Regions from separate parts of the Homo sapiens genome. Here region 1 is linked to region 2. Evidence: chromatin loops called from intact Hi-C (ENCODE). Cell type or tissue: sigmoid colon. All regions are shown on one strand. Links, peaks and the distances in the headings refer to the core of each region. The heading gives the core; the rest is flanking DNA.

Evidence for each region. Peaks named below come from ENCODE experiments on the same cell type or tissue, not always from the same donor. Only the 100,000 strongest peaks of a DNase experiment are listed, where the experiment ranks them.
Region 1: a loop joins it to region 2, with 4 times the contacts of the local background. A loop is called at or near these places in 11 of 110 quality-filtered maps.

What each region holds. Positions count from the first base shown.
Region 1 is chr2:96,530,868-96,533,766 of GRCh38, reverse strand. LOC105373496 (a long non-coding RNA gene) reads left to right here and starts at 1,461. Exons shown (of 3, transcript NR_135564.1): 1 at 1,461-1,540. RefSeq lists enhancers at 1,418-1,467, 1,176-1,965, 1,966-2,757 and a silencer at 1,668-1,747. In sigmoid colon, for the core only: no CTCF peak of the experiment used is centred there; DNase peaks (open chromatin) are centred at 826, 1,506 and 2,156; H3K4me3 peaks cover 765 bases; H3K27ac peaks cover 2,329 bases.
Region 2 is chr2:96,949,810-96,952,708 of GRCh38, reverse strand. FAM178B (family with sequence similarity 178 member B) reads left to right here. Exons shown (of 17, transcript NM_001122646.3): 7 at 1,225-1,330. Among named protein-coding and RNA genes, the nearest start is that of FAM178B, 35 kb to the left of the region's middle. RefSeq lists enhancers at 1,406-2,045, 2,046-2,687. In sigmoid colon, for the core only: a CTCF peak has its summit at 1,352 (motif pointing right); DNase peaks (open chromatin) are centred at 1,358, 1,908, 2,196, 2,493 and 1 weaker place.

The DNA of each region.
Region 1 (2,899 bases), core at 170-2,669, 420 kb after region 2:
CCAGGAAAGGCCAGCTTCACAGCAGCATTTGCAACTCATGGAAAACAACAAATGCCCGAAATAGATGATACCCAAGCTCAGGAATGGAAAAAATTGGCTCATGGTTCAAATGCCTCTTTTAGAAAAAGACAAGAATAGCTTTTGGCCTTTGGGGAACTGCTGGGGGTGAAGGAGTGGGGAGGTGGTTGTGAGTCCCAGATCACCAAGGGCCAACTTCCTGCCTGAAAGAGCTTTGGCCACTGTACCCCAGGGCGCGTGTAAACCAGCTTCCCAAGCTTTGTCCACACTGGAAGCTGCATCTGCACCTGGCTCTAGGTTCCCTCCAACCTCCAGCCAATCTGGAAAGATTTCCTGTGTTGGGCCAGGGCTGGGCTGGTTTCCCCTCTCCACCCCACATCTCCCCAGTGTGTCCCAGCAGGGTAGAAACCCATGGTTCTGAACTTCCTGAGCCTGAAGGGTGGAAGCTGAATTCCCCTGGGGGAGGGGAACGGAGGGCAAGGAGAGAAAATTGGGGGTTTCATTCCCACTCAGACACAGCCCAGCTGTGTGGCCTTGGACACTTAACCTGTCAGGGCCTCAGGCCCCTCCCGTGGAAAGCAGGATAATGCTCCACTTATTCAGTCATCCACTCATCCAACATGTGTTGTGTGGTCCTACTATGTGCCAGCACTGAGCTAGACCTGGGATGTAGCCACAACCAGAAAGAAGTCCGTATCCTTGTGGAGCAGAAGATGTGGCCCTTGCCAACCTCACAGGCTACTAAGAATCAGTCCCCGCTCCAGCTACTCAGCCAAGGCCTTGTGCTGAAAGGGGTGAAAATGCCTTGGACCAGGGCGGACCCTAACACACACTGCACCATCTTGCATGGAGTATTTCTTTCAATGTCACTCTAGCCCTCTGAAGTGGGCGCTGTATCTATATCTATCCCCTTATTACAATTGAGAACCAGAGAGTAAGTGCTGGACAAGCCCACAGACTCGTCCACAGACAGGAAGGAGTAAGTTTGGGCTGGGTGAGGGCCAGGCCCTGGTAAGTCCCAGGGTCAGGGTAACTAAAGCTCTGTGTGAGTCTTGACTGGTGCTTAGCACAAAATGCACTGGACAAGAAATCTCTTAAAACCATTGGGTCTCTGTGACACTTTTACTTAAAATAAGGTCTCAACTGACACTTCCACTCTCTGTTGTATGTCAGGTGACCCTTCCATTTGACAGAAGAGTAAACCAAGGCATGTAGAGATTAAATGACCTCTGCCCAGCCACACCCTGCCCATCTCCCACCAAGATGAGGCGGGAGAGGGGCGAGGAGTTGGGCTGGGGATGGGGGCATGACTGGGGCCAGGACAGAACTCCATCTCCCAGGATACCATGCAAAGGGGGCGTGTAGGGGCTGGGCCTCCGCGTAGGCAGGGCTGTAATTTCTTGGTATTTAAAAAAAAAAAAAAAGGAGCAAAAGGAAAGAGAGAAAGAATCGAAGCCTCAAGCGTCACGTCTAGGAATAGCGCTGGAGTCGGGCCAAGTCATTAGAGACGATGAGTAATCTGGTTAAGTCATTTCTCTAAACACCATTCCTTGTAAGAGAATTAAAATATCAGCTTACATCAGAGGGGGAGAGGCAGGCTCCAGAGGCCCAGGCAGGAGCACGGCCAGGAAGGGGGCACGGCTGTTGCGCTCTGCCACTCAGCCCTGCCCCCGGCGGGGGCTGCATGCGGGGCCCTGCCAGCTGAGCCCTGGGCTTGCGGTGGGGGCTGGCATCCAGCTAGCAGGGGTAGGGGGAGCGGCCCGCCACACCTCCGTTTACCTCATTGTTCAGGGTGCTGGGAGAAGTTCGGGACTGCCTGCTCTTGGGAGAATCGTTGTCCCTCCTGGGGGCAGCTGTTTTGTTTTTTTTTTCTTCAGTGTCTCCCCTCCCTCCTAAGATGTTGAGTTGATATCTCGACAGCTTCAGGTCTACCGTTGGAGTAAAGGGCTGGGGATCGGCCTGGGGACACAGGGAATGGAAAGAGGGGTCCCCAAACCTCTGGAGAGGTGCCGATTTCCCCCTAGACTAACTGGAAAGTGGTGAGGGGTGATGCCTTAATTCCTATTTCCCCCTTTTCCCTTTAGTTGCCCTGTATTTGGAGAACGCAGGGCTGGGAATCTGCCAGACTTATGGAGGCGGTGGTGACTGCCAGCGCCACTTTCCGCATCCTGGGGGCAGGATTATGGTGACCTGGGGAGAGCTGCTGATCATGAAGCTGACCCTTGTGGGAGGCAGTGGTGCAAGTCTGTGGTCCCAGTGACTCCGGAGCTGAGGTGGGAGGGGGATCTCTTGAGCCAGGAGTTCAAGGCTACAGTGAGCTATGATCGCACCAGGGCACTGTAGCCTGGGCGACAGAGCGAGACCCCAACTTAAAAAAAAAAAAGATGCCCTCAGGCTCATTATAATGCCTACCCTCTGAGCCAGGACCCACAATGTGAATTGGGTCTCAGCTGTGAGCAGGACACAGACGTCATCTCACCCTCTGTAGCCCTAAAGAGGCCCGGAGACTTCCTAATGGCCTCCCAGCCATTCCTAGGCCGTGTGGAATCACTCAGGTTTATGGTGGCGGGCCCCAAACACTTGAGGCAGGCTCTCACCACATGCTGACTCCTGCAGCGACAGGCTAGGAGAGGTCCATGCCTCCCTGGGAGCTTCTCAGCCAGTCCAGAGAACAGAAACCTCCCCGGCTCTGGAGTCAGGTGGACTGGTTTGCAATCCGGGTACCCTCCCTTGCAGGTAGTATGACCTGGGATGGGTTATTCACTGTCTCCAACCCTTAGTTTTCCCGTGTGAAATGGCGTTAGCAATACCTAGCTTGCAAGATTACTGTGAGGGTGAGAAATAACATAAGCCTTCAACAACTGGTCATTCTATTGTGGCA
Region 2 (2,899 bases), core at 221-2,720:
CCCAGGCTCTCTGGGGATGACCAGGAGCTCAGGAACGGTGACAAAGTCCAGCCAACCCCCTATAAAATGACTTCTGAAGCACCTTCTACCAGAGGCCCTACAACCATATGAAACATTTCAACAACTCATTTTGCAAAGATCTGGAATCTTGTAGGTCAAGGTGATCTACCGGGTCAGTGGTCCCCAAGGCAGGGCTCATCTCCACACCAGCGCCGATTTTGAGAGCTCCTGTTAGGAGGAAGAGGCCCGAGGGGGTGGTGTGAATGGGCACACGGTCACAGCCACAGCCGCGTGGCTGGTCTGAGCACGCCCCCATCCCTGGAATCTGGGACACTTGCAGCTCACATGGTTTCTGAAGAATCCTCTATGGAACTCTTGTTTGGTATTTCCTTCCCAGAATGTCTTCATCCCGGGCCCCTTTCTGTTATTTTCCGGTCTTCTCAGGTGTCCCCTTTGTATCTGAAAAACATAAGGCAGAGCAGAAACGCCCTGTGTAACCAGATCGCGAGACGCTGGCCTCGTGGGGGTAATCGTGCCCGCCCCTTGCAGCTGGAGGAACCCGAGGCTAAGACACCCACTCCTGGCCTCACTCCTCACCTTTCCACACCCTTGGCAAATATTCCACTTTCCCCTGTGGTCAAATGGAAAGGGCAGACTGCACTGCCCCACCATGTTTTTTTGTTTGTTTGAGACGGAGTGTTGCCCTGTTGCCCAGGCTGGAGTGCAGTGGCATGATCTTGGCTCACTGCAACTTCCACCTCCCGGGTTCAAGCAATTCTCCTGCCTCAGCTTCCCGAGTAGCTGGGATTACAGGTACATGCCACCATGCCTGGCTAATTTTTGTATTTTTAGTAGAGACAGCGTTTCACCATGTTGGCCAGGCTGGTCTTGAACTCCTGACCTCGTGATCTACCCGCCTTTGCCTCCCAAAGTGCTGGGATTACAGGCGTGAGCCACTGCCTCCAGCCACCCGCCATGTGTTTTAAACACCATGAGGTGTGTTCACGCAACATTCAAGAAGAGCAGGTGATTCTGATGCTAGCCTGGGTTCTTTTCCTTCTGACAGATCATGCACTGAGGGCTTGAAAAGCACATTTGTCTCTAGCGTTACAGATATGCTTCCCAACAGCCAGTGAAGCTGGGTAGTGACAGCCTCCCGCGGTGTCACCGAGACAAGTGTGCTGGCACAGAGGCCTCCCCTAACCTCAGCCCTCTGCCTCCCAGCTCCCCGCCAGCCCAACAGCTCTCCTTCCTGCGCAGTGGCCTCCTGAACATCCTCTACCTGCACATGCCTGACTGCCCGGTATCCCTGCTCCAGTGGCTGTTCCAGGTGAGGACCGCAGGCCTGCCACTAGGTGGCGGGAGCGCTGCAGTCTGGTGGCCCGGCAGGCCCACAGGCTGAGGGGTGGGCACTTCACCTCTTCTTGCCTTAGGTGCTGCTTGGCTGGGCTCAGGCTGGGAGGAGGGAGGAGAGCTGATTGGGCATCGATCCCCACAATGGTGCTAAGAATGCCAAGGCCAGGGAGGTGCAGGGGGTTCGCCTGTGGTCTCCCAGAGCGGCGAGCGCTGGGAGCCTCTGCTTCCCCCGAAGGTGTGTGTCTCTGGGTGCTGCCTGTGCCCTCACGTGGCTTTCCTGAGGGACCTGGTGTACCCAGTGGACTTACGGTCTAACCTCTCAGTGAATCGGTCCAAGCCCCTCAACAAGTGCTTCCTATGCAACAAAGCTAATTTCTTCACCAGCGATCACAGGTCCCTCATCCCATACGCAGCGGGAGGGCCGTTCAGGGCCCACGGCAATCCTGCAGTGCCTGGTTTGGATCCCTCGTGAATTTGGAGCCGAGGGTGCTTGGGCGTTTGAGCGTGTGCTTCCTGTGTGCAGTTGTAGCTTGGCTGGGAAAACCTGGAACGGCTGCTCTGGCTGTGCTGTTTTTTCCCTCCTGGTTGCTGCTAGAGCGTTTTGCCATAGGGGAACATACATTTTGCCCAGGGCTTGACACCTTTGCACAGAGAGAGGCAGTGAGAAGCCAGCAGGGACAGGAGCCAACCGCTGTGATCTGAATGCCAGGCATAAGGATGCCGTCCTGGCCTTGGTCCCCACCCAGAATCGTCCCTGTCTGGGGACAGGTGGGTCACAAGTTCCAGCTGGTCCCATTCCTGCCAGTTGGAGCCTGGACCCCAGCTGTAAATCAGAGCCATCATGTGGGGCGGATTATTCCAGGAACTGCTTGGCCTCGGCAGGCTGGCTGCAGTCCAGAGAGAGCCCTCCAGCTCTCCCTTCGTGCTCTGGGTCCTTCACCTTGCTCCTCCTTACCCCGGAGGAGGAAGACATGCAGCTTCTGGGGCCCTGGTATGTAGCTGCTAACCTTGTCAGCCCCCAATCCCCCACCCAAGGCCCAGAAGGAGCAGTGGGTGAGTAATGGGGAACAGTGGGGCCATTATTCCCCACGCTGGCGGTGCAGCCCCTGCTCCTTGCACAGTGTGTGACGGAACACACAATCGAGCATTGGGAGGCACAAAGGACCCATCTGAGACGGCACCCACAGAGGGGCCCTGCGTCACCCTGACACTGGCGTGGAGTGCCTTCCCGGGGGCGTGTCGGTTTCTTCCAGGTTCAGAGACCCCCATCCTGGGAGGCACAGACGAGCCTTCCCCTGCCTCTTTCCCCGTCTCCATCATGCTGCGAGGGGGCTGGAGGGGAGAGGAGTGCAGGACCCAGCCCTGAGGTCAGACAGACAGACTTGGTGTGAGTTCTGGCCCTGCCACCTACTCCTGTGTCGCTACAGACAGGTTTCTTAGCATCAGCTCTGTGCCTCGGAGCCAGGCCTGATGGGCCCATGTGGAGTTAAGTGGGACATCCGTGAGCTGCCTTGTCCTTGTGCCCCCACAGAGCTCTGCTCTG